3 separate regions of the Homo sapiens genome follow, and all the other regions are linked to region 3. The links are chromatin loops, found by intact Hi-C in ENCODE. Cell type or tissue: heart left ventricle. All regions are shown on one strand.

Evidence for each region. Hi-C counts contacts between places; a loop is a spot of excess contacts. Peaks named below come from ENCODE experiments on the same cell type or tissue, not always from the same donor. Only the 100,000 strongest peaks of a DNase experiment are listed, where the experiment ranks them.
Region 1: it touches region 3 in a loop (4-fold over the local background); 3 of 110 quality-filtered maps call a loop at or near these places.
Region 2: it touches region 3 in a loop (2.4-fold over the local background); 44 of 110 quality-filtered maps call a loop at or near these places.

The regions. Positions count from the first base shown.
Region 1 is chr3:156,760,980-156,763,479 of GRCh38, reverse strand. The region is part of intron 1 of LINC00886 (long intergenic non-protein coding RNA 886); the gene reads left to right. Among named protein-coding and RNA genes, the nearest start is that of LINC00886, 55 kb to the left of the region's middle. In heart left ventricle, no CTCF peak of the experiment used is centred here; no DNase peak of the experiment used is centred here.
Region 2 is chr3:156,833,892-156,836,391 of GRCh38, reverse strand. The region is part of intron 2 of LEKR1 (leucine, glutamate and lysine rich 1); the gene reads right to left. Among named protein-coding and RNA genes, the nearest start is that of LEKR1, 8.8 kb to the right of the region's middle. In heart left ventricle, no CTCF peak of the experiment used is centred here; no DNase peak of the experiment used is centred here.
Region 3 is chr3:157,076,627-157,079,126 of GRCh38, reverse strand. No RefSeq gene overlaps it. Among named protein-coding and RNA genes, the nearest start is that of LINC02029, 4.0 kb to the left of the region's middle. In heart left ventricle, a CTCF peak has its summit at 1,261; no DNase peak of the experiment used is centred here; H3K27ac peaks cover 1,090 bases.

The DNA.
Region 1 (2,500 bases), 320 kb after region 3:
ATCCAGGGAAACATTGAGAGCTATTTGTTTTTGAATATGAGTATTATTTGGGTGGCAATCTTTGAAGGTTTTCTTTTACTGGTAAAAGACAGTGATATATCTTGCCCCGATGAAGGCAAACCCAAGACAGCCTTGTAAGGTAGAGTCAGGGAGACTTATTAGCCAAGACTTTTCAGAAGCCAATTCATTTTAATAAATGATTTTTATCAAATGTCTTCTGAAGAAACTGTGATGTCCACCCTGAAATTTTCCTTTGCAGGCACCTATTGCAAAGAGTGCATCTGATTCTAGATAATAGTTTCTGATTTGAGTGAAGGCTACTGTCCTTTTGCATTTGCTTTCCTATTGATTTCCACAGCTATGTTTGTCCTTCTATGAGTATGAGAGCCATAGCCTGATGTGACCCCTGGTAGTGAGTGTACATCTGCATATAAGTGGTATAGAGCTTCCTGGCTCTGAAACATGTGTAAGCACACAGAGCTTTCTTTACTTTTTAATCTCACGATCAGTGGATTTATTGGGATGGTGCTGACATAAAAAATGAAATGAAACATCTGTGTCTAACAGCTGCACAAAATTTGGATTCGTGTCAACTTCTCTGACATCACACACTCTGCATGTGAGTTCCATGAGTAGTCTCCGTATGGTGCTAATACAATAACATGCCTACAAAGTCCCTGTGGTTTATGGTGTGATGAACTCCAGAGCTGAGGAAACAAAGCCAGCAAGCCTACACCATTTGCTGAATGGAGCTGGCTTTGGGTAATATCTTGTTCTCATTGAACTACTCAGTTTCACCAGGGATAAGAAGCCGGACTGGGCATGGTACCAACAATAAGCTTTCTGTTGGGGATGTTGGTCACCACTCCTCTAAAGTGGTAGGAGAGAAGTCTCACAATTATTTTTGCCTTACTCCATAGAAAAATAGATGTGGGAGTCCAAATGGGTGATGGATGGGTAAGTGAAGCAAGTTTACCCCTCCTAGGCAGTCAGGAAAAGACAGGTAAAAAGAGAGACAGAAAACATACGTAATGTCTCAATGCAAATCCTGGAAAGATACAGCAATCCTTTGCTGGGAGGCTGGAGTCATGCCCAGGGTACATGGTAGCATTGATCAGATCAGTGACACACCACACTGACCTACAGCTATAAACAAAAGCCACACATGTTCTCTTTCTTCTGCTAAAGACAGGGGCTATAGGAATTTGGCAAATAGTTGTGTTCTCTGACAGACTACACATGTAACCTAGAAAAAAAAATCTGTTCTTATTTATTTTTTTTAAAAAGACTCAAAGCCACTTGGTTTTCTATTGGCCAGTTAACCACATAGAGGAAAACTTTTGAAAAATATCTAGCAGCAGCTCAGCTTTCCCTATTTGCTCAGCATAGCTGGATTGCTTCCCTCACATCAGTTGCTAGGATCAGAAAGTATACACTGCAAGTGTAGCATTATAAACAAATTCATGTGATAGATTTTTCAGGTCCAATGAACTTATAAAATGCAATACTCATTTGCACGAGAGAATTACTAAGTGGATACATCAAGTCGGGGCTCCTTCATATTTTAAAGCGGCATCTATTCGCTATGTGTAATAGTGCATCCTAGCTCTGTTGGGCAGTATAAATACACAAGCAGAAAGAGATCTATCAGAGCTGAATTTCAAGAGTTGTGAATGTGGAGACAGAGAATCTTGGGCACAGGTGTGATTTCCATGGTCTGAGGAAGAGCAATATGAAAAGAAGGGAGAAAAAAGAAAGTAAGGATAGGAGAAAAATCAGAAAAGTGATACAATTCTCAAAGGCCTATCAAGCATTTTTATAAACAAAACATCCAATATTACCTAGCTAATTTTTTTCTCCAATGGAACAGCTTTAATTTTCTTAAAAGAAATTGTTAGAAAGACAAAACTACATTAATAGAAAAATTACTTCATAAACAATTTTACTAAAATTTATTCACTCTATAAAAATGAGAAACTCCTGTGATTTTAATGGACACTTAAGCAAAATATAAGTTAAGAGATAAGCTAAATAATGGAATCATCATAGCGTGCATTTTAAAGCCAGTTTAAAAATTCTCCTTTATTGTGACCATCATGCTGTTCCTCCCCTCTGTCATCATGGCCAATGCAGAGATGATTGTCAAAGAAAAGCAAATGGGTTTGTGAGGAATTCTAATCTTCTGATCTCCTGGGGCCCACTGTGGTGGCTTAGATCCACCCCACTGCTGCTGAGATCAGAGTCTATTTTGGAGCTCTAGGCAGGTTCTAGAGCCTTCTCTAATTACCCCAACTGGAATTAAACAAACTTTACAGCGTTAATGAACTGTGTGGCCACATCTGCCTCTGCCAGACACGTTACAGCCCTGCTGCATGCTGTTAGGCTACCACACACTAATTATCCTTTGAGTTTTCTGCACATTCTTTTCCAAACAAGGCAGCCCTGCCAACTTGTCAACAGGGCATTTACTCTAAAAATGAAGTTACTTTATTTTTTGCCT
Region 2 (2,500 bases), 240 kb after region 3:
GAATTGTTTCTCCATTTACTTCTTTTTGCCAGCCTGGGATTCCTTAGGAGAAACAGAGGAGGTACCACGGGCCCCATTTAGGGAAAAACCTGTTTTCCTCATGAAACCCACAAAATTGTAAGTAAACAAATCCTTCTCAAAATTTATGACTCTGCTCTGTTTTGCATTACATTATCCGACCTTTTTAACTTTTGAGGATATCAGAAATTACTTTGCTTTGGCTGGGCTTGGTGGCTTAGGCCTGTAAAACCAGCACTTTGGGAAGCCAAGGTGGGTGGGGTCACCTGAGGTCAGGAGTTCAAGGCCAGTCTTGAACATGACGAAAGCCCCTCTCTACTAAAAATACAAAAATCAGCCAGGCATGGTGGTACATGCCTGTAATCCCAGCTACTCAGAAGGCTGAGGCACAAGAATTGCTTGAACCCAGGAGGCGAAGGTTGCAGTGAGTCGAGATTGCACCACTGCACTCCAGCCTTGGTGACAGAGTGAGACTCATCTCAAAAAAAAAAAAAAAAAAAAAAAAAAAAAGTGAGACAGAGCAAGACTTGGGGGGAGGGAGAGAGGGAGGGAGCGAGGAAGGAAGGAAGGAAGGAAGGGAGGAAGGAATCGCTTTATGAGAGAGGCTTTACGAGAGAACTTTTAGCCTTGGTGTGTAATAGCTAGGTAAGAGATATACTCTTAGGGATGGCTAATGGCAGATGCTTACAATTGAGTTACTACAGGGTGATACTTGGTTCTTTGCACACCGAATAAGAAAACCATGTTCTTGGGGACCCGGAAAGTATGGATTGGGGAATGGACTGATTACAGATTGAGCTGATTGGCTTTGGGTTGCCCAGTAGCCTCAGTGAAAAATGTCCTTGCAATGAGATACACCATAAAATCACTATCTCGTCCTATAGCGTTTCTCTTTTGGGGGACCCAGGATTAGGCGTAAAAACGGAGCCCTTGATTTTTGGGGATCTGTTCTATCTTACAGCTCTGCCTGTCAGGCCCTGGAAGCTGCACGCTTTCTTGGCCCTGTTCCTTGAAGGGCTCCACCCTGAAGCCACAAATCCAATTTAGAAATTTACATATTTAAGAAAACCCCCATTGGTAAGGGTGCCTGCCTGTGTATATTAGAAACTATTATCATACAATGTTTTGGCTTAATGTCTCAGCTCTGTGCTTTTAAAATATAAGTTCTCTATCCTGTTTCACCTAGGAGCTGTCCCTTTAGAAATGCAAATTTAGAGTTGCCTAGCTGACAATTGTTTAGGGCAGGGAATAGGTAATCAAGAAACTGATAGTCTAAAATAGGAAATAGAAACTTAAAAACTGGCAAACAAAAAAATCTTACAACTACCAGATCCATTTCCTTCCATGTAATTATATGTGTTGTGTGTGGGATGTTTACATAAAGAACTCTAATTAACTGGTTTAGGGAAGAATGAGCCCTAAAATAAAATATTTTGTCAGAAAAATAGAAAATTTAATGCCTTTTAGTGTAGATGACTTTAGAAATCTTTGTTAAGTATAGTTTTAAAGATTATTGGTAAAATAAAAACATCTTCAAAATTTAGACATTTGGTCTACAGTAGGCAGACTGAATTCTGTCTTTGCTATACGTTTTAAGGTTATAAACTACTTCTATGATATTTTTGAAAATTGACTTGTCTATTCTTCAGTCATTAGATTTTAGGTAAGATCTGGGGACATATGGAGTTAGCCCTGTCCTCTGACTAGGCTAGGAAGAGTCAGACACTGTCTAAAGCTCTGTTCTTGTCCTAGGCTCTGCAATCTGATACATGGTTAAAATTACTTACTTACCAGGTTCCTAACCAGAAATAAAAGTGACTAAGAGTTAACATATTAACATTGAGACTACTAGAGAAAGTTTATATACAAGTTATATAAAGGAAGTAGAATGTGTTTTTGTCTTGGAAATATGGCTTTTGTTCAAAGGAAAGTAATCACGTTGAGTTTGGAGATTTTTGAGGATTGTCCCAAAAAGATATGACAATACTGAAGGTTTAAGCAAGTTGTAAAAGATTTATAATACATTGATCTTGTAAAGGAAGCTCTGTGGGTGTGAGCAATGTAGCCAAAAGTTGAACGGGATTATTTAGTTTTTCTATAAATTAAAACATTAAAATAAAAAGCACACTGTTACAAGGCCAGAATCTGGACCCATGTGTCAGAATAATGGTTTTCTTAGAACATTGATCTGCTCTTTAATAAATTATAAAAAGTTATGGGGGTCTGCCCTGTAATAAATTATAAAAAGTTATGGGGGGATGTTTAGGAAAATCTTACCTTATGGTCAAACTGATTAAGACTGTATAGATTTGTTTATAAGGTTTTATTAAAAAATTGGGCCTAACATTAATAGTACATTAATAAAAAGGTAAAATTTGGTTTTCCTCTTTTGAACAAAGTTTTTTTGTAATACTGAGCCACAATGAAATGTTTTTGCCTTTTAAGTAAACTGCAAAAAAAAAAAAAGGAAAAAAGGGGAAAG
Region 3 (2,500 bases):
CTAAGCACTGTGACATGTACTTGCTATACCTCTCAGAATGGAATTTTTGTGTTTTGCTTATTTGTGTATGAATCTTATCACACTGGCTTGATTGCAAGTGCTTGGAGTGTGAAATGTACTTCTGCATGCCCAGAAGCATGTGGTACATATTTTAGTGAAAGCAAATGGATAAATGGAGGTGCAGAGTGATGCCGTCCCTAGTTCTTCTCTTTAATGCCACCTACTCACTTGGATAACTTGCCCTCCGCATTCCTCACACTATGCTCAGCTCCCAGCTTCTGCAATTGGTTTGGCCTTACTCTGTAGTTTGGTTATTTGTCCATCTCACCTTTATATCTCTGCCTAGTCATTGTTACCCATCTTAGATGATAAACTCTTAGGGGACTGAGGTTCCACTTAACTCCCTTTGCCTACCACTTGACAAAAACACAGGGCATGACTAAACACTTAATGGACTTCAGAAGATGATACTTACAATCAGAGAAGTGAATCACTAAATCTGATCGTCCATCCTCTCAGAATGAAGGTTGAATGGTTCAGGACTTTGTGAAGTTCTTAGTCACCATTGCCCCCTTCCTCATGATGAATCTTTTCCTATGCATTTTGTTTAGCTGCAGGATAAACTAAGAATAATATTTTCTTATTCTTAGAAAATAAGATTAGAAGACTGCTTCTAAAGGCCAGGTTTCTCAACAGCAGCATGTTGACATCTTGGGTTGGATAATTCTGTCGTGGGGGCTGTCGTGAGCGTTGCTGGACATTTTGCAGCATTTCTGGTCTCTACCCATAGATGCCAGTAGCATGCCCCACCATTTTTAGACATTGCCAGAAGTCGCTAGGGTGTGCTGGGGGAGCAAAGCCCCTGGTTGAGAGCTACTGCTTTAAGGGATAAAGGTGGAAGAGGGAAGCCATGGAGGAAAGGAAATGATAGTCATAACTAGGTGTTCTTCTTCTCTTTGGAGGTTTTTGTTTTGTTTTTTTAAAAATGAAAGCAGCATGGTGTTCTGCTCTGACAGTTGGGAGAGGAGAGTCTTGCAAATGCATTTAAATTATACAGCATTTCACCACTTTGCCCTTTTTCTCCCCTTAGGGGCTATTTTTTTTCACCATTACCACTAGGTTGGACCTGCTTTCTGTGGCTTGATCCCATCTTGTTTTAGGAATAGCTTTCTGGAAGCTCTGACGGGCACATGATGACTTGCTGGGAGAGGCACCAGCAGGCTGCTTTGCTGTCCTAGGGCCCGGACACTGCCCTCATGAGGATACTGTGTTTAGGACTCTGCTTTTCCACTTTGCTGATCTGGGAACTAGATTTTTTTTTCTTTTCCCTGTGAATTAGTAAGCCACTGGGAGCAATAATTCACCAAAACTGGACTCACCAGACACTGGGTTGCACACCAGACTATTACAGTATTGCTTTAAAATGCGTATCCCCAGAGCCCTCACCTGGAGTTGGAACGTGGGCAAGCAGCATGAAATGTAGCCCAGAGTGCATGTAGGGCCCCAGGCCAGTGGGCCCCAGCCCTGGCCCAGATGTCTGGCCCTTTCTGTCTCAGCTGCCAAGGGGATGACCTTTGTGGCCAGGAGAGGGTGGGACAGAGAAAAAGCTGGGATTTAAGAGAAGAGTGAGAGCTTAAAGATGTGCACGATCTTTAGAAATAATTTGCGGTGTCTGCTTCAGTGAATGTTGGTGTCCCAAGGCAGAGTGCCAGTCGTTCCCAGTGGACACCTTTCCAGAGTGGCCTTCGGTTATCAGGATAACCAAAGAACTGCAGTAGCTGTGGCAGAGGTGGAGTCAGGACAGAGGGCGTTGGTTGATTTCAGGAGCTATTCTCGCCAGGCTGTGGGAAAACCTGATGAAAATGCTCTGCTTCTGTACGGAGCTCATCTCCCTAGAGATGGGCACACTCACTTCTGCCCTGAGGGGGAGCTGCTCTCTGGCTGAAAGGGGCTGTGCCTCCCCGGCACAGGCACTGGTTCTGCAGATCCCCCAGCCCTTCCTCCCTTGTAGACCACCTTTCTTTGTCATCACACTCTGTCATCACATGCCCTATTTATTTATTTATTATTTTGGACGGAGTCTCGCTCTGTCACCCAGGCTGGAGTACAGTGGTGCGATCTCGGCTCACTGCAACCTCTGCCTCCTGGATTCAAGAGATTCTCCTGCCTCAGCCTCCCGAGTAGCTGGGATTACAGGCACACACCACCATGCCTGGCTATTTTTTTCTTTTTTTCTTTTTTTTTTTTTTTGTATTTTCAGTAGAGATGGGGGTTCACTGTGTTGGCCAAGCTGGTCTCGAACTCCTAACCTCAAGTGATCTGCCCATCTCAGCCTCCCAAAGTGCTGGAATTACAGGCGTGAGCCACTACGCCTGACCCATGTGCTTTTTCTTTTCTTTTTTTTTAATTTCAAGGGTCTGGTCACCTGCATTTGCTAACTCGGTGAATGACCTCCTGCATTCTGGGTTTGTTTAGTAAAGCTCCCAGAACGTAGAGACCA